Regions from separate parts of the Homo sapiens genome. Here region 1 is linked to region 2. Evidence: chromatin loops called from intact Hi-C (ENCODE). Cell type or tissue: K562. All regions are shown on one strand. Each heading gives the region's core, and the rest is flanking DNA. Links, peaks and the distances in the headings are about the cores only.

What was found. Hi-C counts contacts between places; a loop is a spot of excess contacts. Peaks named below come from ENCODE experiments on the same cell type or tissue, not always from the same donor. Only the 100,000 strongest peaks of a DNase experiment are listed, where the experiment ranks them.
Region 1: it touches region 2 in a loop (11-fold over the local background); 2 of 110 quality-filtered maps call a loop at or near these places.

Annotation. Positions count from the first base shown.
Region 1 is chr4:82,268,449-82,284,431 of GRCh38, reverse strand. The region is part of intron 1 of LOC105377308 (a long non-coding RNA gene); the gene reads left to right. It also overlaps the pseudogene BIN2P1. Among named protein-coding and RNA genes, the nearest start is that of HNRNPD, 98 kb to the left of the region's middle. In K562, for the core only: a CTCF peak has its summit at 8,417 (motif pointing left); a DNase peak (open chromatin) is centred at 8,431; H3K27me3 peaks cover 783 bases.
Region 2 is chr4:82,736,247-82,744,246 of GRCh38, reverse strand. The region is part of intron 1 of SCD5 (stearoyl-CoA desaturase 5); the gene reads left to right. Among named protein-coding and RNA genes, the nearest start is that of MIR575, 13 kb to the left of the region's middle. RefSeq lists a silencer at 4,641-4,730. In K562, for the core only: CTCF peaks have their summits at 1,865 (motif pointing right) and 4,755 (motif pointing right); a DNase peak (open chromatin) is centred at 4,746; H3K27me3 peaks cover 1,602 bases.

The DNA of each region.
Region 1 (15,983 bases), core at 3,581-11,580, 460 kb after region 2:
TCTAGGCAGAGGGAATAGCTTCTGTAAAGGCTTGAAAGAAGGCAGGTGGGTTTGGGGGATGAGTGTGGCAGAGAAAAGGTGTATGAGAGAGTAGGTAGGAGGGCAGAGTGGAAGGAGTGGTAGCATGACTTTTGTTGTCTTAGACCTTGGGTGCCTTGACAATAATTTTTTAAAAGTGTGACCTTATATATTTTCATCACCAAGGTATTGTGGTAGAGTGGAAAGAGTTTGCCTTTGAAGTCAGACAAACTTAGATTCATATATGGGCATTGCCCATGTACTCCATGAGTTTATGTAACTTAATCTTTCTGAGAGTCAGTTTCCTAGTTCATAAAATGGGGGTAATTGTCAAGTTTAAATGAAATAATTATGCAAAAATATTAGCATACAGTAGTTATGCAATTGCAGTAATTTGTGATAAGTACATATTACTTTCTTGCTCCCAATGGTGTAATCTTTTTTTTTTTTTGAGACAGGGTCTAGAGTGCAGTGGCATGATCACGGCTCACTGCAACCTCCACCTTCTGGGTTGAAACGATCCTTCCACCTCAGCCTCCTGAGTAGCTGGGACCACAGGTGTGTGCCACCACGCCTGACTAATTTTTGTATTTTTAGTAGAGACGGGGTTTCACCATGTTGGCCAAACTGGTCTTGAACTCTTGACCTCAAGTGGTCCACTCTCCTTGGTCTCCTAAAGTGCTGGGATTACAGGTGTGTCACTGCGCCTGAACCCAATGGTGTAACCTTAAAGAATGACAATCAGTATCCTTCTGGGTGTCTGGGTGAAGGCAGGTAGTCAATTCCATTTCCTTTAACACAGGGTAATCAAATTGGATTTGACAAGGAAGGAGCGAAACTGGTCTGCACTATAGCTCCTGAGAAAAATGCCTTGTTGAATCATGTATCCTATATACAGGAAATCTCGAATCAGTGTGTCTTATCAGCTTGATAAGTGTGTCTGTGTTACAGGCAGGGTGACTGATTAAAACCACTGGTCACATTACTTATACCTGGGAAGAGGAAATTTGTTAACTCTGGGGTAATGCTTTTGCTTACCCCAGGGTCTTGCTTACAGTAAAAACAAACCGAATAAACCTCACCACAAATCTATCTTTTTTGAGCCCCTTCTCCCTGGTGAGCTTTCAGCACAGCAGTCATTCTAAGCCTTTAATCCTCCCCTCCAATTGCATACTGTCCCTTGTGCTTTCTTTCCTTCCTGTATGTTTTCTGTATGCTGTATTATGCCTGATAGCCAAGGCTTACTCTAGTCAATGCCAGGTTTCCTCACTTAACTCAGGATTTCTCCCTTTCCTTCTTTCCCCATGGGGTGGCATCTCTGAGTGTGGGAAACTTGGTGGAGGGAAAGAGCTTCCAATTAGTGACCTTCGTCCCTCTAAGGTGGAATCTGCAGCTAATGTTTGTTTTCTGTCTGTCTCTGATCACCAGTCACACACTCTACTTGGAACCCCAAGGCCCCTTTAGGTGCTCTGTTTCTCTTTCAGTCACTTTTTTGGTCCTCTTGGAGGCGAAGAAAAATTCCCACTGCTCCCACATGTCATTGTGAGGCTGCGGGTGGCTCCAGAGGCTGTGTCACAATATGCCCTCCTGTCGCACTCTCCTGTTGTGCTGTGTCACTGCTATCATGTGGGGAGCAGCTTTTAGACCTTACTTCATTTGGGAAGCAAGCTCTTGGATCCCCAATTTACTAGGAGTCTTCTCATCACCACACTATGTCACCCCTCACTTCCTAGAGAGGGCTCTAGCTAGTTGGAGTGCTTCCTTCTCATTCTGTCCTTCTCTGACATGTGGACATTCCAGCAAGTCTAGGTAGGGCAACTCTGACCACCCTGGGCGTTTTCCCAGTTGATGCCATGAACGTTGATTGTCTGAAACCTTTTTTTCCCCATATACTCTGTTTTCAGAGAGTTCCCAAAATCTATTTTGAAACTTTTTAGAATGAGAAGCTTTTCTGTCTTACTCTCTTCTTCCTCCATCTCTCCTTCCTCCTCCTCCATTTTTTTCATTCTCCATTTTTGTGCCAAAGAGAATAACTGAGAATGAAAACCACGGCAGGTAATATAAAATATCACAGACATTTCCACCTTTCCCTTGATAGTTTGATACAATCTTGAGGATGCAGCAGAAAGAGTGGTGAGAAGCTAGGATCCTGGGAAGGTGAAATGGGACATTTCACTGTTGTTAATTTCTTTCACAACATGCTTTTAGACTCATCAGTACTTTGACTGGTGAATACTACTATCATTGCTTTTTATTTTATTTATTTTTGAGACAGAGTCTTACTCCGTTGCCCAGGCTTGAGTGCAGTAGCACGATCTCGACTCACTGCAACCTCTGCCTCCTGGGTTAAAGTGATTCTCCTGCCTCAGCCTCCTGAATAGCTGAGATTACAAGTGTGCACCACCACACCTGGCTAATTTTGTATTTTTAGTAGAGACAGGGTTTCATCATGTTGGTCAGTCTGGTCTCGAACCCCTGACCTTAAGTGATCCGACCCCCTCAGCCTCCCGAAGTGCTGGGATTACCTGCGTGAGCCACTATGCCTGAATTATCATTGCTTTTTAGAGGTTAGCTTCCCAGAAGGAAGAGCAACTAATTTTTTAGTCATCTGACTTCTTAGGTCATTAGAGAGTTTGTAAGTGTTTTTGTCAGCTGGAGACTTTCAAGCACTCACTAATTCAAGATGAGTCTTATTAAGTATTGAAGTTCTCTCATAAAGGACTGTTTTTTTAGTTATTGTTCTTCAAAATGGAACATTTTTATAATTTTTTTATTTACGTATGTGATCACTGTAAAAATTTAGGCTGGGCACAGTGGCTGAAGCCTGTAATCCCAGCAGTTTGGGAGGCCCAGGTGGGAGAACCACCTTAGCCCAGGAGTTCAAGACCAGCCTGGACAACATGGTGAAACCCCGTCTCTACAAAAAATAGAAAAATTAGCTGGACGTGATGGTGCGCACCTGTGGTCCCGGCTACTTGGGAGGCTGAACTGGGAAAATTGTTTGAGGCTGAGAAGTCAAGGCTGCAGTGAGTCATGATCGCACTGCTGCACTCCAGCCTAGGCAATAGAGTGAGACCTTGTCTAAAAAAAAAAAAAAAAGTAAACAATACTAGAGTAAAAGCCTGTCTATTTTTACCATCCCATAAAAGAACCACTGGAATAATCTAATTTATATTTGTCTTTTCATTTTTGTGCATTTTATATACATTTTTCTGAAAATTTTTTTTTTTTTAGACCGAGTCTTACTCTGTTTTCCAGGCTAGACTGCAGTGGTGGGATCATAGCTGACTGCAGCCTCGAACTCTTGGTCTCAAGTGATCTTCCTGCCTTCGCCTCCTGAGTAGCTGGGAGTACAGACAAGTGCCGCCATGCTCTGCTAATTTTGTTCTTTTTATTTTTAGGCAGGGTCTCACTGGTCACCTAGGCTGGAGTGCAGTGGCACAATCTTGGCTCACTGCAGCCTTGACTTCTCAGAATCAAGCTGTCATCCTACCTCAGTCTCCTGAGCAGCTGGGAATACAGGCACATGCTACCATGCCTGGCTAATTTTTGTACTTTTTGTAGAGACTGGGTTTCACCATGTGGCCCAGGCTGGTCTTGAACTCCTGGACTCAAGAGATTCATCTGCCTTGGCCTCCCAGAGTGCTGGGATTACAGGCGTGAGTCACCATGCCCAGCCTGTTCTTTCTTTTCTTTTCCTTTTTTTTTTTTTTGAGATGGAGTCTCCCTCTTGCTGCCCAGGCTGGAATGCAGTGGCGTGGTCTCGGCACACTGCAACCTCCATCTCCTGGGTTCCAGAGATTCTCCTCCTCAGCCACCCAAGCAGCTGGGATTACAGGTGTGTGCCACCACGCCTGGCTAATTTTTATATTTTTGGTAGAGACGGGATTTCACCATGTTTGCCAGGCTGGTCTCGAACTCCTGACCTCAGGTGATCTGCCTGCCTTGGCGTCCTAAAGTGCTAGGATTACAGGCGTGAGCCACCGTGCCTGGCCTGTTTTTTAAATTAACAATGTTTTCTTTGACTATCATATATATATCTCAGATGTTTCTTTTGAGGTTTATTATTTGATTTTTCTTTTTCTTTATGGTGTCTATTTTTTTATTTAGACATTTTTGTTGGACCTTAGTGTCATACTAGGCAAGGCCTCTTTTTCTATCCCCATCCCCAAATGTAAATGTTTTCTTATTTTTTTCTGTTACTTTTATATGTTTGTTTTAATGTTTAAATCTTTAATCCACCTGGAATTTGTTTTTGTGCCCTTTATGAGGTTGGAATTTGCATCTTCCCAAATGGACAGCCAACTATTCTATTTTTTTAATTATACTTTAAGTTCTGGGGTACATGTGCAGAATGTGCAGTTTTGTAACATAGGTATACACGTGCCATGGTGGTTTGCTGCACCCATCAACCCATCAGCTACATTAGGTATTTCTTCTAATGCTATCCCTCCCCTAGTCCCCCACCCCCCAACAGGCGCTGGTGTGTGATGTTCCCCTCCCTGTGTCCATGTGTTCTCATTGTTCAACTCCCACTTATGAGTGAGAACATGCGGTGTTTGGTTATCTGATCTTGTGATAGTTTGCTGAGAATGACGGTTTCCAGCTTCATCCATGTCCCTGCAAAGGACATGAACTCATCCTTTTTTATGGCTGCATAGTATTCCATGGTATATGTGCCACATTTTCTTTATCCAGTCTAATATTGATGCACATTTGGGTTGGTTCCCAGTCTTTGCTATTGTGAATAGTGCTGCAATAAACATACGTGTGCATGTGTCTTTACAGTAGAATGATTTATAATCCTTTGGATATATACCCAGTAATGGGATTGCTGGGTCAAATGGTATTTCTAGTTCTAGATCCTTGAGGAATCGCCACACTGTCTTCCACAATGGTAGAACTAATTTACACTCCCACCAACAGTGTAAAAGCATTCCTATTTTTCCACACCCTCTCCAGCATCTGTTGTTTCCTGACTTTTTAATGATAGCCATTCTAACTCGTGTACGATGGTATCTCATTGTGGTTTTGATTTCCATTTCTCTGTTGACCAGTGATGATGAGCATTTTTTCATATGTCTGTTGGCTGTATAAATGTCTTCTTTTGAGAAGTGTCTGTTCATATCCTTTGCCCACTTTTTGATGGGGTTGTTTTTTTTCTTGTAAAAGTGTTTAAGTTCTTTGTAGATTCTGGATATTAGCCCTTGGTCAGTTGGATAGATAGCAAATTTTTTCTCCCATTCTGTAGGTTGCCTGTTCACTCTGATGGTAGTTTCTTTTGCTGTGCAGAAGCTCTTTAGTTTAATTAGATCCCATTTGTCAATTTTGGCTTTTGTTGCCATTGCTTTTGGTGTTTTAGACATGAAGGCTTTGCCCATGCCTGTGTCCTGAATGGTATTGCCCAGGTTTTCTTCTAGGATTTTTATGGTCCTAGGTCTTACGTTTAAGTCTTTGATCCTCTTGAGTTGATTTTCATATAAGGTGTAAGGACAGGGTCCAGTTTCAGTTTTCTGCATATGGCTAGCTAGTTTTCCCAACAACATTTATTAAACAGGGAATCTTTTCCCCATTGCTTGTTTGTGTCAGGTTTGTCAAAGATCATATGGTGGTAGATGTGTGGTGGTATTTCTGAGGCCTCTGTTCTGTTCCATTGGTCTATATATCTGTTTTGGTACCAGTACCATGCTGTTTTGGTTACTGCAGCCTTGTAGTAAAGTTTGAAGTCAGGTAGTGTGATGCCTCCAGCTTTGTTCTTCTTGTCCAGGGTTGTCTTGGCTATGTGGGCTCTCTTTTGGTTCCATATGAAGTTTAAAGTAGTTTTTTCCAATTCTGTGAAGAAAATCAGTGGTAGCTTGATGGGGATAGCATTGAATCTATAAATTACTTTGGGCAGTATGTCCATTTTCACGATATTGATTCTTCCTATTCATGAGCATGGAATGTTTTTCCATTTGTTTGTGTCCTCTCTGATTTCCTTGAGCAGTGGTTTGTAGTTCTCCTTGAAGAGGTCCTTCATATCCTAGGTATTTTATTCTCTTTGTAGCAACTATGAATGGGAGTTCACTCATGATTTGGCTGTCTGTCTATTATTGGTGTATAGGAATGCTTGTGATTTTTGCACATTGATTTTGTATCCTGAGACTTTGCTGAAGTTGCTTAAGGAAATTTTGGGCCGAGACGATGGGGTTTTCTAAATATACAATCATGTCATCTGCAGAGACAATTTGACTTCCTCTCTTCCTATTTGAATACCCTTTATTTCTTTCTCTTGCCTGATTGCCTTGGCCAGAACTTCCAATACTGTGTTGAATAGGAGTGGCGAGAGCGGGCATCCTTGTCTTGTGCCGGTTTTCAAAAGGAATGCTTCCAGTTTTTGCCCTTTCAGTGATATTGGCTGTGGGTTTGTCATAAATAGCTCTTATTATTTTGAGATACGTTCCATTGATACCCAGTTTATTGAGGGTTTTAGCATGAAGCAGTGTTGAATCTTGTCGAAGGCCTTTTCTGCATCTATTGAGATATTCTGTGGTTTTTGTGATTGGTTCTGTTTATGTGATGGATTATGTTTATTGATTTGCATATGTTGAACCAGCCTTGCATCCCAGGGATGAAGCTGACTTGATCATGGTGGATAAGCTTTTTGATGTGCTGCTGGATTCGGTTTGCCAGTATTTTACTGAGAATTTTCGCATCGATGTTCATCAGGGATATTGGCCTGAAATTTTCTTTTTTTGTTGTGTCTCTGCCAGGTTTTGGTATCAGGATGATGCTAGCCTCATAAAATGAGTTAGGGAGGTTTCCCTCTTTTTTAATTGTTTGAAATAGTTTCAGAAGGAATGGTGCGAGCTCCTCTTTGTACCTCTGGTAGAATTTGGCTATGAATCCATCTGTTCATGGACTTTTTTTGGTTGGTTAGCTACTAATTACTGCCTCAATTTCAGAACTTGTTATTGGTTTATTCAGGGATTTGACTGCTTCCTGGATTAGACTTGGGAGGGTGTATGTGTCCAGGAATTTATCAATTTCTTCTAGATTTTCTAGTTTATTTGCATAGAGGTGTTTATAGTATTCTCTGATGGTAGTTTGTATTTCTGTGGGATCAGTGGTAATATACCCTATATCATTTTTTATTGCATCTATTTGATTCTTCTCTTTTCTTCTTTGTTAGTCTGGCTAGCAGTCTATCTATTTTGTTGATCTTTTCAAAAAACCAGGTCCTGGATTCATTGATTTTTTGATGGGTTTTTCCTATCTCTATCTCCTTCAGTTCTGTTCTGATCTTAGTTATTTCTTGTCTTCTGCTAGATTTTGAATTTGTTTGCTGTTGCTTTTCTAGTTCTTTTTTTTTTGTCAGAATCAGACTTTATTTAACAATCTGAAAATGTGTTCTTCTGGCTTTAAGTCTTGCAAAATGGGTCATAAGTCAAAGACAGATTTATTCACTGTCCTCTGAGTATGTGTGGTTATGTCTCTGTGTAGACAAGTGTCTGTGTCTATAGATACTTTTGCTTTTTATAGTGATTATAGCTCCACCTTAATGTATAAAGTCTTATTCTAATAATGCTAAAACCTGAATTAAATATTCCCTGAGTCTAATGTTCTCTTCTCCTCCCCAGCCTGCCTCCCTCCATCCCTCCCTTAAGGCTGCTCCTCCACCTCCATTAATGCCAGGTCTTTAGACAGCACCATCATTCTTACTGAGAACCCAGGGATGGATGCTGTCTATTATATCCCTCTGACCTATACCCTCTGGTTGAAGAGCTTCTCTGGGGAGGTGTGGGGCTTGGGGAATCTTGGCAGTTTCTCTTCAGAGTTGTGCATTTTCACTTGTAGATACCTCTTCTTGAGGTTCAGGTGCTGTGAGGTTGCTCTTGTCTGGTACTGTGGAGACTTTAAGCTGGTCTTGGCCCTCCGAGGAGTCAGCTGAGACAAGCTTGTTATCATTTTCCTTGTCTTCCATCTTCTTTGCCTCTCCAGGCTCTGAAGCAATGTGAGATGTCATTAAGGTGGGGGAAGTACAAAGTTCTTCGAGGTTCTGATTGTGGATGTTTTCATTTTCTTTGGCCTCAGGAGTTCTTACTGGCTTCTCTGGTGGTTCTGGATTAGGAGAGACCTCTAGGGAGGTCCTAGGACTTGGAGTCCCAGTCCCCAAGGAGGCCCTAGGGCTGGTGGGTGAACCCCCTCCAGAGGCTGGAGGGCTGGAGGGTATGTTCCCTGAGGAGGGCCTGGGGCTTGCAGTGGCTCTGGGTGGAGGAGGCCTACTAGGGGGTGCTGAGGTCCTCTGGATAGAGGCTCTCTTCTTTGATTGTTCAGATTTGTCACCTGCGGTGCGGGTTCGGAGGACTACTTCTGCGGCAGATGATAAAGGGTGTCCTGAAGGGCTTAGGGCTCCACCTGGTGATAGAGCAGGGGAGCTGGGGGGAACTTCTTCCTGGGACCTGGCACTCTCAATGATAGGAGAGGGCTGGGCCTGGGAGGGGCCGTTGCAGGTTAGTAGAGGCTCTTCTTCCTCAGAGGAGCTTGCTTCAGATCCTTCCTTCCCTATTTCCTCATCTTCTAAGAGCTCCTTGATCTCAGAATTGTCTTCCCCCTGGGCTGCATCAGGTGCCAGATCTTCAGTTGCTGAGACAGATTCACTCTTACTCTTCGAGGAAAGTGTAGAGGGACTAGTAGGTGAGGTAAGTGGACTGGAGACTGTAGATGTTCGAACTGGGGGAGAAATGACTAAAGAGCGCCTGCTGCTGCTTGATAGTCTCTTCACCACAAAGACTTTACTGGAATGTTGCTTCTCCAGTTTGCTCATCACCTCGGAGAGATTGTGGTTCAGTTTGCTCATTTCCCTGTAGAAGACATCCCTCAAGTTGGAAATGTTTTGGAAGATGGTCACATAGAGCCAGTATGACTATTATAAAGAATAGACAACTCCTCTAGTAGTTTGTTGATTTGCATATGTTGGTTCAGATCTTCACACACAGTCTGGGCTTTGTTGAACTATTCCTCTGCCTTGGCAGTCTTGGCCTCATCTTTCTTGGCATTCTGCACTGCCTCCAGGTGATGTCGGGCACTGTCACAGTCCACGAGTTTCCACCCCGCTTGGCAATTCTCTCCTTACTTTTGCTGAACTGGGTAATGTACTTTTCCATGGTCCTCACAGCCCGATCAGCAAGTTTCTCCTCTAGTCTTCCCAAAGGAGATCATTATTCTCTATGATGGCCTTCAGCTCCTCATGACCATCCCACTCACTGCTGTAGATCTCCTGCAGGGTTTCTTACACTCTTTTTGAGCTTTCATGCATCACTTTGACTGCACTAAGGAAGTTCTTCAGGTCCTTGTATAGTTGTGGCCTTCTGCCTGTTGTTGGTAGAAGTTGTTAGCACTTTGTTCAAATTGTTCATCTTTGGTTTCTACAGTTTTCCCCGATTTCTGCAGCACCTTCTCCTGGGCCCTGCTGAACTTCTGCACCTGCTTGGTGAAGAGGCCGGCTGTGCTGCCCGCCTTGCCCTCTGCCATCCTGCCGGCTCCCTGGGGGCTGCCACCCTGGCCCCATGCCCTGTGGTTTTCTTGCTTCCCTAGTTCTTTTAATTGTGATGTTAGGGCGTCAATTTTAGATCTTTCTTGCTTTCTCTTGTGGGTATTTAGTGCTATAAATTTCCCTCTACACACTGCTTTAAATGTGTCCCAGAGATTCTGGTACGTTGTGTCTTCGTTCTCATTGGTTTCGAAGAACATCTTTATTTCTGCCTTCATTTCTTTTTACACAGTAGTCATTCAGGAGTAGGTTGTTCAGTTTCCATGTAGTTGTGTGGTTTTGAGTGTTTCTTAATCCTGAGTTCTGGTTTGATTGCACTGTGGTCTGAGAGACTGTTTGTTGTGATTTCTGTTCTTTTGCATTTGCTGAGGAGTGTTTTACTTCCAATTATGTGGTCAACTTTAGAATAAGTGCGATGTAGTGCTGAGAAGAATGCATATTCTGCTGATTTGGGGTGGAGAGTTCTGTAGATGTCTATTAGGTCCACTTGGTCCAGAGCTGAGTTCAAGTCCTGAATACCCTTGTTAATTTTCTGTCTTGTTGATCTGTCTAATGTTGACAGTGGGATGTTAACGTCTCCCATTATTATTGTGTGGGAGTCTAAGTCTCTTTGTAGGTCTCTAAGAACTTGCTTTATGAATCTGGGTGCTCTTGTACTGGGTGCATATATATTTAGGATAGTTAGCTATTCTTGCTGCATTGATTCCTTTACCATTATGTAATGCCCTTCTTTGTCTCTTTGATCTTTGTTGGTTTAAAGTCTGTTTTATCAGAGACTGGGATTGCAACCCTTGCTTTTTTTTTTGCTTTCCATTTGCTTGGTAAATATTCCTCCATCCCTTTATTTTGAGCCTATGTGTGTCTTTGCATGTGAGCTGGGTCTTCTGAATATAGCACACTGATGGGTCTTGACTCTTTATCCAACTTGCCAGTCTGTGTCTTTTAATTGGGACATTTAGCCTGTTTACACTTAAGGTTAATATTGTTATGTGTGAATTTGATCCTGTCATTATGATGCTAACTGGTTGTTTTGCCCATTAATTGATGCAGTTTCTTCATAGTGTCGATGTTCTTTACAATTTGATATGTTTTTGCAGTGGTTGCTACCAGTTGTTCCTTTCCATGTTTAGTGCTTCCTTCAGGAGCTCTTGTAAGGCAGGCCTGGTGGTGACAAAATCTCTCAGCATTTGCTTGTCTGTAAAGGATTTTATTTCTCCTTCGCTTATGAAGCTTAGTTTGGCTGAATATGAAATTCTGGGTTGAAAATTTTTTCCTTTAAGAATGTTGAATATTGGCCCCCACTCTATTCTGGCTTGTAGGGTTTCTGCAGAGATCTGCTATTAGTCTGATGAGCTTCCCTGTGTGGGTAACTCTACCTTTCTCTCTGGCTGCCCTTACCATTTTTTCCTTCATTTCAACCTTGGTGAATCAGGCAATTATGTGTCTTGGGGTTGCTCTTCTCAAGGAGTATTTTAGTGGTGTTCTCTGTATTTCCTGAATTTGAATGTTGGCTTGTCTTGCTAGGTTGGGGAAGTTCTCCTGGATAATATCCTGCAGAGTGTTTTCCAACTTGGTTCCATTCTCCTCGTCACCTTCAGGTACACCAGTCAAACATAGATTTGATGTTTTCACGTAGTCTTATATTTCTTGGAGGCTGTGTTCGTTCCTTTTTATTCTTTTTTCTCGAATCTTGTCTTCTCTCTTTATTTCATTAAGTTGATCTTCAATCTCTGATATCCTTTCTTTTGTTTGATTGATTCAGCTATTGAAACGTGTGTATGTTTCACGAAGTTGTCGTGCTGTGTTTTTTAGCTCCCTCAGGTCATTTGTGTTCTTCTCTACACTGGTTATTCTAGTTAGCCATTTGTCTAACCTTTTTTCAAGGTTCTTAGCTTCCTTGCATTGGGTTAGAACATGCTCCTTCAGCTCAGAGGAGTTTGTTATTACCCACCTTCTGAAAACTACTTCTGTCAATTTGTCAAACTCATTCTCTGTCCAGTTTTGTTCCCTTGCTGGCGAGGAGATGTGATCCTTTGGAGGAGAAGAGGCGTTCTGGTTTTTGGAATTTTCAGCCTTTTGCACTGGTTTCTGCCCATCTTTGTGGATTTATCTACCTTTGGTCTTTGATGTTGGTGACCTTTGGATGGAGTCTTTGAGTGGACATGCTATTTCTTTCTGTTTGTTAGTTTTCCTTCTGACAGGCCCCCTGCTGCCCATCTGCTGGAGTTTGCTGGAGGTCCACTCCCAAACCTGTTTGCCTGGGTATCAACAGCGGAGGCTGCAGAACAGCAAATTTTGCCGCATGATCTTTCCTCTGGAAGCTTTGTTCCAGAGGGGCACCTGTCAGATGCCAGCCAGTGCTCTCCTGTGTGAGGTGTCTGTCGGCCCCTACTGGGAGGTGTCCCCCAGTCAGGATACATGGGGGTCAGGGACGTACTTGAGGAGGCAGTCTGACCCTTAGCAGAGCTTGAACGCTCTGCTGAGAGGTCCGCTGCTCTCTTCAGAGCCATCAGGCAGGGACGTTTAAGTCTGCTGAAGCTTTGCCCACAGCTGCCCCTTTCCCCAGGTGCTCTGTCCCCAGGGAGATGGGGGTTTTATCTATAAGTCCCTGACTGGGTCTGCTGCCTTTTTTTCAGAGATGCCCTGCTCAGAGAAGGGAAATCTGGCAGTCTGGCCACAGCAGCCTTGCTGAGCTGCTGTGGGCTCCACCCAGTTTGAACTTCCCAGCAGCTTTGTTTACACTGTGAGTGTAAAACCACCTACTCAAGCCTCAGCAATGGCAGGCACCCCTCCCCTCACCAAGCTGGAACATCCCAGGTTGATCTCAGACTGCTGCTGTGCTAGCGGCGAGAATTTCAAGCCCGTGGATCTTAGTTTGCTGGGCTCCGTGGGAGTGGGGCCTGTTTAGCCAGATCACTTGGCTCCCTGGCTTCAGCACCCCTTTCCAGTGGAGTCAGCGGTTCTGTCTTTCTAGCATTCCAGGTAACACTGGGGTATGGAAAAAAAGAACTCCTGTAGCTAGTTCGGTGTCTGCCCAAATGGCCACCCAGTTTTGTGCTTGAAACCCAGGGCCCTCGTGGGGTGGGCACCGGAGGGAATCTCCTGGTTTGCAGGTTGTGAAAACAGTGGGACAAGCATAGTATCTGTGCCGGCGTTCCTCAGGCTCAGTCCCTCACGGCTTCCTTTAGGTGGGGGAGAAAATTCCCCGATCCCTTGCACTTCCCGGGTGAGGCGATGCCCCACTGTGCTTTGGCTCACCCTCTGTGGGCTGCACCCACTGTCCAACCAGTCCCAATGAGATGAACCAGGTACCTCAGTTGGAAATGCAGAAATCACCTGCCTTCTGTGTTGATCTCACTGGGAGCTGCAGACCGGAGCTGTTCCTATTTGGCCATCTTGCCACAGAATCCTACTGCCAACTATTTTATAAGACTTACTGAATATCCTTTCCCCACTCATTTTTTTTTTTTGAGGGATGGGGTCTCACTCTTATCACCCAGGCTGCAGTGCAGTGGGGTTATCATCACTCACTACAGCCTCGAACTCCTGGCTCCATCCTTCCATCTCAGCCTCCCAACTAGCTGAAATTATAGGCATGAACCACTGCATCTGGCTTCCACAGTAATTTGAAATGCCACTTTTACCGTAGGTTAAAGTCCCATATATATATATGACTTTATATATATATATGACTTTATATATATTGTATATTGTTCTATATATATATATTGTTCATTGGACTTTAGGGTTGATTTCTGTGCTCATTTCTGTGCTAATATCACAATGATTCGGTAATTGTAGCTTAAATGACTTTACATTTAACAATTTGGAGATAATTAATATATTTACAATATTCAGTCATTGAGTCTTCCCATCTAGAAACATGAGTTGTCTTTCTGTTTATTCTACTGACTTCCTATGATCTTTTTCATAAAGGCTTGACAAATTTTTGTTACATTTATTCTGGGATATTTTGGCTGTTCTTGTTAATGGAATTTGTTCTCCATAAGGTTTTCAAACTGGCTAATTTTGGCATGTAGAAAATCTATTAGCTATATTTAATTATTTGCATATAGTCCGTGCTCCATTATATTTTAATTTCCTTAAGGCCAGCGGCTTCCCATAGAGCTCAAAGAGCTTTGCTCAGCATGAACATGACATAGGATACTATTGCTGACTGTCATATTAGTCTTTTCCACTATGCTTAGCAACCAGTGGAGGAAACCTCAGGTAACAGTATTTGTGGAAACTGGATAATGATTCAAGGTAGCGTAGTAAGAAGACACTGAAGGGACTTTGGCATCAAGCATACCTGGATTTGAATCCTTACTTTGCATCTCTGAACTACACTTTGTTCCTTAGGCTCATCTCTGTGCCTAATTCATAAAATGAGCTAAGGCATATAAAGCATAAAGCATATAGTGACTGGCCCTTAGTAGGTGTCCATAATGGGGGTAGCCGTAACAGATGGCAGTTATGATCATGATGGTTTCATATTTTCATGTAACCAAATCTATCCATTAAGATGCACATTACATTTTTTTTTTAATTTCTTCCTTTTCTTTTTTTTTTTTTTTTGAGACCAAGTCTCACTCTATCGCCCAGGCTGGAGTGCAGTGGCACGATCTCGGCTCACTGCAACTTCTCCTCTTGGGCTCAAGCGATCCTCTCACCTCAGTCTCCCAAGTAGCTGGGATTACAGGCATGCACCATCCCACCAGGATAATTCTTTGTATTTTTAGTAGAGACGGGGTTTCGCCATGTTGGTCAGGCTTGTCTCAAACTCCTGACCTCAAGTAATGCGCCCGCCTCGGCCTCCCAAAGTGCTGGGATTACAGGCGTGCACCATCATGTCTGGCTAATTTTTGTATTCTTTTTGTAGAGATAGGATTTCATCCTGTTGCCCAGGCTGGCCTTGAACTCCTGGGCTCAAGCAGTCCTCCTGCCTCAGCCTCCCAGAGGGCTGGGATTACAAGCATGAGCCACGGCACCCGACCCACACCTGGGTCTATATTTACAAAACTTTATGGAAGGTATATTAATATAAATAATAAAAAATCTATAAAAAGAGTTATTTGAAGTGTTGGGTGTGTGTGTGGGGAAGGGTGCGTGTGAGATGGGCTGGTCAGGAACACTACAAACCTGTGATTACAGAGTGGTTGTATCAAATATTTCCTTTGACCTTCAGAAATACCATATATCCCAAATCCAAAAACAGTCATTTGCTACCTGAACCTTCTGCACCAGCTACCAATTGTGAAACTCAACATGATGGGCTTCTGTTCTTTGCCTAAATCATGGTGAAAACATTCACACAAAGCCATTAGTTCTCTCTCTCTCTGTGTCTCTCTTTCTTTCGATGAGGTGTCTGTCACCCAGGCTGGAGTGCAGTGGTGCGATCTCAGCTCACTGCAACCTCTGCCTCCCTGGTTCAAGCGATTCTCCTGCCTCAGCCTCCTGAGTAGCTGGGACTACAGGCATGTGCCACCATGCCTGGCCAATTTTTGGGGTATTTTTTTTTTTTGTAGAGACGGGGTTTCACCATGTTGCCCAGACTGGTCTCGAACTCCTCAGCTCAAGCTCGAACTGCCTCAGCCTCGAGTGCTGGGATTATAGGCGTGAGCCACTGCACCGAGCCCAAGATGAATATTTAAGAAAGTCCAGCCTGGACTGTGTGAGGTACCTCTTTATACGTTTAGAGGACATGTTTGAGTCATCATTTAAGGCATATGTTATAGGAATTTTCTAAAATTCTTCGTTTTGAAAAGTGTGTTATATGTCAGTCTCCCCTCACTAGCTTGTAAATTTCCTGAGAGCGGGGACCATGTATTACCAAATCTTTTTATCCTCAGTACCTCACACAGTTGTGGACACAAATTAAGTGGCTGCATTTCATAGTATGAAGTACAATAATTTATTTAATCATTCCCTTCCTGTCTCCACTTTTTTTTTATAATACAAAAGAGGTTGAATTTTCATTTTTTGCTAAGAAGTATAGCCAAATTTAAGACAGCATGTACAAGTGGGAAACATTGCTGAAGGCCACCCAAATGTGGGCATTGTACTATCCTGTGGTTGTTTTAAATGTAGCTGGCATGTGAGAGCCAGCAGAGGGAGCACAGAGCACAGCGTTGAGGGAGAAAGCAGCCTACAGTTGTGCTAGGGAAGAATTGAAGAGGACACTCAGGGATTTTACAGAGGAAGGAAATGAGAGCTGGGAAGAAGGTCATTTCTCATCTTCATTCTTGTCTGCCTTGCTCTCTTTTGTAACTCATTCAGGCTCAGACAGGCTTGTTCTTATCTTTTGTCCCCTGCACTGCAGCTTTCCACAGCCCATTCCTGTCCTTTAGTTAATTACACAAGAAGACCCACAAGTGCCATCATGTTCTCCACGCTGGTTTCTTTTTGGGCCAGCTCAGTTACTTAGCTCAGA
Region 2 (8,000 bases), core at 1-8,000:
TCAAAACATTTTGTTTTGTCTTTTAAAACATATTTGGGAGAAATTGTAAACAGACAAAATAAATGTAACTATCATGGTCAACAAATACAATTATTGATGTAATCAAGAGATAACTTTTTTCAGCCAGGCGCCATGGCTCACACCTGTAATCCCAGCAATTTGGGAGGCTGAGGCAGGCGGATCTGTTGAGCTTAGAACTTTGAGACCAGCCTGGGCAACATGGAGAGACCCCATCTTTACTAAAAATAGAAAAATTATCCAGGTGTGGTGGTGCGTGCCTGTAGTCCCAGCTACTCAGGAGGCTGAAGTGGAAAGATGGCTTGAACCTGGGAGGGTTGCAGTGAGCCGAGATTGTGCCACTGCAACCCAGCGTGGGTCATAGAGCCAGACCTTGTCTCAACAGTGACAACAACAACAAAGAAGTTAGTGGCCGGGTGTGGTCATGCCTGTAATCTCAGCACTTTGGGAGACCAAGGCGGGGGGGATTGCTTGAGGCTAGGAGTTCAAGACTAGCCTGGGCAACATAGTGAGACCCTGTCTCTACATAAAAATTAAAAATTAGCCAGGCATGGTGGCACGTGCCTGTAGTCCCAGCTACTTGGGAGGCTGAGGTGGGAGGGTCGCTCAAGCCTGGGAGGTAGAAGTTGCGGTGAGCCCGTGATTGCACGACTGCACTCCAGCCTGGGTGGCATATCTAAAAAAAATTAAAAAATATATATATATAACTTTTTTCCTGTTGCCCTTTTATACTTTAATAGGCTGAAGTGCAGTGGCATAATCACAGTTCACTGCAGCCTTGACCTCCTGGGCTCAAGAGATCCTCCTGCCTCACCCTCCTGAGTAGCTGGGACTACAGGTATGAGCCACTATACCCCACTAATTTTTGTTTTTTATTTTTTGTAGATACGGGCATCTCACTGTGTTGCCCAGGCTGGTCTTGAATTCCTGACTTCAAGCAGTCCTCCCACCTCGGCCTCCCAAAGTGCTGGGATTGCAGGTGTGAGCCACTGAGCCTGGCTCAACTAATTTTTAGGAAATAGACTATCCTCCTGTCACTCTAAGTTACAAGCTCTGTCTCAATTCAGAAATTAGAATGACCAGCCCAAGCTGATAATCGAACCTTTGAACTTGATTTAATGTTTATCATCCCCTTTCTCATCTCAGGCCTGGATCCAACTGGGAGTCTCAGTGGAAAGGGCTGGGGGCTAGGTGGGAGCCTCTCTGTAGCTTCTCTCTGTCTACGCGTCTTTCTCTCCTTACACATTCTCAGTGTGCTAGCTAGTTTCTGAATCCCCAGGACTGGGTGGGTAATTGGGGAGTTAGGGATAAGGGAATTGGAAAGGTTGCTTTCCACTCCCTGAGCCTGGCCAGTGTTTGACATGTTGGACATTGTGGTGGGCTCTTCAGAGACCCGCATCATTGGTGAGCTCTCTCCTGTAATTGTCTGGACATATAAAGATGCATTGTTTTTTTGGAGACAGAATCTCACTGGAGTGCAGTGGCACAATCTCAGCTCACGGCAACCTCCACCTCTCAGGTTCAAGCGATTCTCATGCCTCAGCCACCTGAGTAGCTGGGATTACAGGCATGAGCCACCATGCCCAGCTAATTTTTGTATTTTTAGTAGAAACGGAGTTTTGCCATGTTGGCCAGGCTGGTCTTGAACTCCTGGCCTCAAGTGATCCACCCACCTCGGCCTCCCAAAGTGCTGGGATTACAGGTGTGAGGCACCATGCCCGGCCAGAAAGGTGCATCTTTATTTCAGGTGTTATCTGGGGATTTATTTATTCTAAGACCCCAGCAATCCTGTGCCCACCTCTAGTTTCTTGCTGCTGGGGTCTCTCTGCCTCTCCAGTAGGTGGCCCTGTGAGACAGGACCCGGTCAGACCTCACACCAGCTCTCTCTTCTGAGTGGCCACGTTTGGTCCCCAGGGCACACTCTACTCAGGAAAACCCAGAAAGGCAGACTAGCTCCTGCATGCCCCTCTAGCCTGCTGTCATGGCCCACTCTGGGTGTCACAGGCATGCCTCTGGGACCTGAATGTCTGCTGGTTCCAGCTGTAGTGAAACTACTTTAAAGCTCCCCAAGTGGTCCACACAAGCTGCCTGACTGGGCTTGGAATGAAGAAGATACAACTCTTGCCCATCTTTCTTTTTTTTTTTTTTTTGAGACGGACTCTCTTCTGTCATCCAGGCTGGAGTGCAGTGGTGCGATCTCGGCTCACTGCAAGCTCCACCTCCCGGTTTCACGCCATTTTCCTGCCTCAGCCTCCTGAGTCGCTGGGACTACAGGCATGCCCATCTTTCTTTGGGGGATTTTAAGGGGGACACTACAGCTCATTAACAGCTCCCCCAACAAAAGCTCTTCACCTATCTGCCCACTCCCCCCCCCCGCCCACTCTGACCCCTTTTCATATCCTTGATCTGGAGGAGGCATCCAAGAGTGACGGAGCCAGGTCTCAATAATTTCCTTTGTGAATTCTGTGTAAGGGGGTCTGTTTCACAGTCATGTAGGTATCTGATATCTATCATATTGGTGCCTCAATTAAAATGGAGGCAGAAAGAGCCCTATTCTAATATCTCATTCCATAAACAATAGAGACAAAGGCAAAAGTGTGTGTTTTAGTTCTCTATTGCTGCCTACCAGCCAGAAATGGAGTGGTTTAAAACAACATCGATAGACTATTTCTCATGATTCTTTGCTGGCTGGTCAGTTCCTCTGCTGGTCTCACCTGGGCTGGCTCATGCAGCTGCCGTCACTCACACAGCTGGTGGTTGGCACTGACTGTTGGTTGGGCGCCTTGGTTTTCTGTCTCATGGCTTCTCATTCCCTGGTAGGTGACAATGGTTTCCTTTCAGAACAAGCATGGCAGTGTTTCGAGGGACCAAAGTGCAAGCTCCAAGGCCTCTCAAGGCCCAGGCTCTGAAAGTCACACAGCATCACTTTCATACATTCTATTGACCAAACAAAACCACAAGACCAGCCTAGATATAAGAAGTGGGAAAAGAGGCTGGGCGCAGTGGTTCATGCCTGTAATCCCAGCACTTTGGGAGCTGAGGCGGGCAGATTGCTTGGGCCCAGGAGTTTGAGACCAGCCTAGGCAACATGGCAAAACTCTGTCTCTACGAAAAAAAAAAAAAAAAAAATTAGCTGGCACACGCCTGTAGTCCCAGCTACTTGGGAGGCTGAGGTGGGAGGATCACTTGGGCCTGGGGCCTAGAAGGCAGAGGCTGCAGTGAGCTGTGATTGCACCACTGCACTCCAGCCTGGGTGACAGAGCGAGACCCTGTCTCAAAAGAAAAAAAAAAAAAAGAATTGGGAAAAGAGACTCCACCTTAGTCTTAGTCTTTCACCCTCCCCTATAGTTTCTAACACAGAATTCTGCCTCTGTCAGTTCTGGTTCTAGACTTTTTCTGAGCAGATTTGGGGTAAAGGATTAGGGGAAGAATTAAAAGTTATCTCTACATTGGTTTACATTTTGCTTACATTTGGAAGGGTAGAAGGAAGAGAAAAGAAAGATTCAGAAGTTGAGAGGAGGGAGGAGAGAAAGTAGAGCCAACTGTGGCGGACCTTGGAAAAGCACTGCAGGGGATAGACCACACATTGGGAACTGGGAGTCCTTGGTTTAGAGAATAGGGTTCCAGGCCAGGCAGGTGCTTTCATTAATGAAGTTATCGGTAAGTCAATATGTCTGTCTGAGTTGGATGAATGATACCCTCCAAAGCTTATTGTGAAAATGAACTTCACTATAGATTGGATTCCCCCTTGGGGCCTGGCTAAAGCCACACTATGAGATGTTAGCCTGATACTGGCTCCATAATACCCAAACCCAGCCTGAGATCCTCCCCGTCCACCTGCCCCAGTGGACAAACCTTGCACTCCCATCCTTTCTCCCCTCTGACTTTTGTGCTCCTAGGGAAGGTGATCAACAGCAAGGCGAGGTGCTGGGTGCTGGCAAAACAACCTCGCCTTCAGGTTCCAGGTTTCTGGAAGAGGTGAATGACAGAAGAGGGAATCAAGTTGATTATTTCCTCCATGTCTCCGCTCTACTTTGGGCGCTACATTCAAAGCTCAGGTTTTTCATTTTAAAAATAATTGCTAAAGTCCTTAGGGGGTAGATGCTTTATGTGTGCTTATCTCGAGTTTAAGTTGAAAGGACCTGTGTTTCCCATCAGATGCCCCCAGCAGGAATGGCATTGGAGGCTGGTGATATTTGAAGGGCAGGTCAGATTGCTGAGACATGAAGTGGCTGGGCTGGTGTTGAGCCGACACAGGTGAGCAGGCTCAGGCTGCAGATTGTTGAAGCAGATAAGCAAGCGGTGGGGATGGAGAGGGGTCGGGACCTGCACTCGCCTTAGATTTTAAACACATCAAGTCCATGGAAGAATTTATTTTCTACTTTCAGAGAACAGATATATGCCTCTCTTTAAGAGAATATGCTGTGCTAAAAAAATTATCAAGTTTTCATCGTGGCTTTTCACGATCAGCATGGCTAAGCAGAAGCCTGTCCAGCTGCGTCTAACTCTACGTGCTTCCTAAATTACCCTGTAATCCTCTTGTCCTCTTCCAAGCCTTGGCCGATCTGAATCATAGTGCATTTCTTTCAGCACACACATGGCAATAGATACTTCAGAGCATCGTTGGGGTGAGTTTTGTGTGCGTGAATGCCTGTGCCCTGGCCTGGGCCACCACCGCACACAACCAGCAGGCGGAGTGTGGCTCTACCAGCCACGACCTCCCTCCAGGGCAGTGCGGGGAGGCCACCGGCAGGGGGTGCTGCACCCACACTGCTGGCACCAGTACGTGGGCATTACCAGGCTTCATAAATTGCTGGAAATTTAAAGCTGGAGGGGATGTTAGAAACCGTATCATCCACTGGTTTCCATTCGCTCGTGAGGAACCCATGATCCCGAGAGTTGAGTTTGTGGTGGAAATGGAGCTAAAATAGAGCCCTCTCCACTTCCAGGCCAGGACCTCCACCTTTCACATCCCCACTGCCTTCCCCTGGCATGACTACAAATGTCTTACCAGTGTTGAGAGGGAAATGATTTGCATGTAGAAGAATCAGCAAGGACAAGAACAGGTACTTAGTGCTATTTGCCTGGGAAATCGCAGATTGAGGCTTTTTGCATTTGGCCCCAAAGTCACAGTCAACCCGCAACTAGTAGGGGTAAGATTATTATTTTTTAGTGATTATATTTAAAAATAGCACACTTGGGGAAAAAATTACAGTTTGCTACAAATCATCAAAACATTTGCCCATCCTCTGAGAGGCCATATGTTGTAGTGTCAGTCCCCACCTCTGTTATTACTAGCTGGGTGATCTTGGCCAAATTTCTAAACTCCATTTTGCCTCATCTGTAAAATGGGGTTGGTGAAGATTAAATGAGATAAGACATAGGCAGTGCTTTTTAGGGTCACAGCGTATCCTAAGTACTCAACAAGTGCCAACTGTAATAATAATGGGAGCCATTTGGCATCTATAACTTGGAACTGCTATGTAGTTGTATCTACTACAGTGGAGAAATGTTCCCTCTCACCAGTTGGATATGTAGCTGTTGGGTGTAGCTTCTCTATGGTCTACCAGGATCCTCTCCAGAGACCATAGTTGTGGCCAGGAGTTGGCTAAGGTGAAGGAGTGAAGAGTAGGTATGGAAGGGTGGAAGGAATGGGTGAGTGGCTTTTAGTCTAAGCTGGCAAGTAAGAAAGAATTGAGAAAGAGAGGAAGTGTGCTGGGATGTGTTCTTCCCCAACTGGGGATCTTTCTTATAGGCAAAAAAATAAATAATCAAAAGCCATGAAACAGACAGTGATAACTTTTTTTTTAAACGGAGTCTCACTCTGTTGCCAGGCTGGAGTGCAGTGGCACGATCTCGGCTCACTGCAACGTCTGCCTCCTGGGTTCAAGCGATTTTCCTGCCTCAGTCTCCCGAGTAGCTGGGACCACAGACGCACGCCACCACACCCAGCTAATTTTGTATTTTTAGTAGCGACAGGGTTTCACCATGTTGGCCAGGATGGTCAGTCTCCGTCTCTTGACCTCGTGATCCGCCCGCCTAGGCCTCCCAAAGTGCTGGGACTACAGGCATGAGCCACTGGGCCCGGCCGTGATAACTTTTTTTCAGGTAGAAATCTTTTGGTTCTTTTTTTATCAAGTATTTTGTGTGATGCTTACAGAATACATTTATTAAGTATTTTGTACAGCTCTTATTTTTTGTTGTTGTTTTACAATTTGGGTGATGCGTGCAAAAAGTAGATATAGTTCTAGATAGTGGATTTTTTTTTTTTTAGCTAATTAGATTGACCTCAGGTCCAATCTGTAAAGTGTTTCAAATACTTAAGTTTTGTTTAGATTTCTTTAATCTTATCCATGACCTTTTTTGCCCCCCAGCCTTCCTACCTCATTGTGCCATTGATAGCAACTTGACTTTGGTTTCTTCTCTTTTCAGAGTTTGATCCAGTGGTTGTAAAATGCTTTCAGATCACGACATGAAACTCTGCCTTAATAGAAAGGCACAATATAAATCAGAGATGGCCAGAAAGGCAAGCATGAAAATAGTATCCCTGATTTTTTTCCAGTAGCACATGATATAACATTGAATAATTGCTGGGTATATTTGACAAATTGGGATACAGTTCATTAGGGAGCTGGGGAACTTAAAAATCAGGCTGTCTTCAGGAAAATTTATGAGGGGATTACAGTGTGCAGCCACCAGAAAATGGGGCAGCAGGAACCTTGGCTGAATTGATGATCTGCCTGAGTGGGAGCTGCATCCATTGAGCAAAACTTTCTTTAGTCAAAGTGACTTAGAGGGAAAATTGTGATAAATAGAATGAATGAAAAAAATTAACATCCAGAATATCTAGAGAATGGAATTAAATCCACAAGTGCAATACTATTTCTACTGCATTAACAGTCAAAAAAAAATCTGAACATGTTCACACAAGAGGCATTACAACTAGAAAACAAATCCTTGGAAGAGGACTCAGCCTCCTTAGTAATTATAAGAAGTTAAAACACAAAACCATGCAATGCCGTTAAACTGGCAAATTATAATTACAAAATCAAAGTCTGGCAAGGCTTTTGAGAAAGTTATACCCTCATACAAACATAAATTAGTACAATATTTCTGGAAAGCAACATGGCGAAGTGTAGTAAACCATGGAACATCATATCCTTTGAGCTAGTATATGTTTGAGACTACATCCTGGAGAAACAAAGAAAGAAAAATAGGAAAAAAAACCCTAAAAATTATTTTAAAAAATTAAAAACAAACTATGGTCTGGCACGGTGGCTTACACCTGTAATCCCAACACTTTGAAAGGCTGAGGTGGGAGGATCACTTGAGCCCAAGAGTTCGAGACTAGCCTGGGCAACATGGCAAGACCCCGTGTCTACAAAATTTTTTTAAAAAATTAGCTGGGCATGGTGGCATGCATCTGTAGTTCCAGCTACTCAGGAGGTTAAGGTGGGAAGATCTCTTGAGCCCAGAAGGTCGAGGCCACAGTGAGTTGAGGGCATCACTGCACTCCAGCCTGGGCAACAGAGCAAGACCCTGTCTCAGAAAAAAAGAAACCCCAAAAGTATGTTGTAAAATGAAATATAATATTACTATTAAGAATGATTTTTTTTTTTTGAGGCAAAGTCTCACTCTTGTCCCCCAGACTGGAGTGCAATGGCGCGATCTGGGCTCACTGCAACCTCTGCCTCCTGGGTTCAAGTGATTCTCCTGCCTCAGCCTCCTGAGTAGCTGGGATTACAGGCAGCTGCCACCACGCCTGGCTAATTTTTGTATTTTTAGTAGAGACAGGTTTCACCATGTTGGCCAGGCTGGTCTCGAACTCCTGACCTCGGCTGATCCACCTGCCTCAGCCTCTCAAAGTGCTGGGATTACAGATGTGAGCCACTGCGCCTGGCTGAGAATAATGGTTTTTTTTTTGTTTTGTTTTGTTTTTTCTTAGACAGGGTCTTGCTCTGTCACCCAGGCTGGATGCAGTG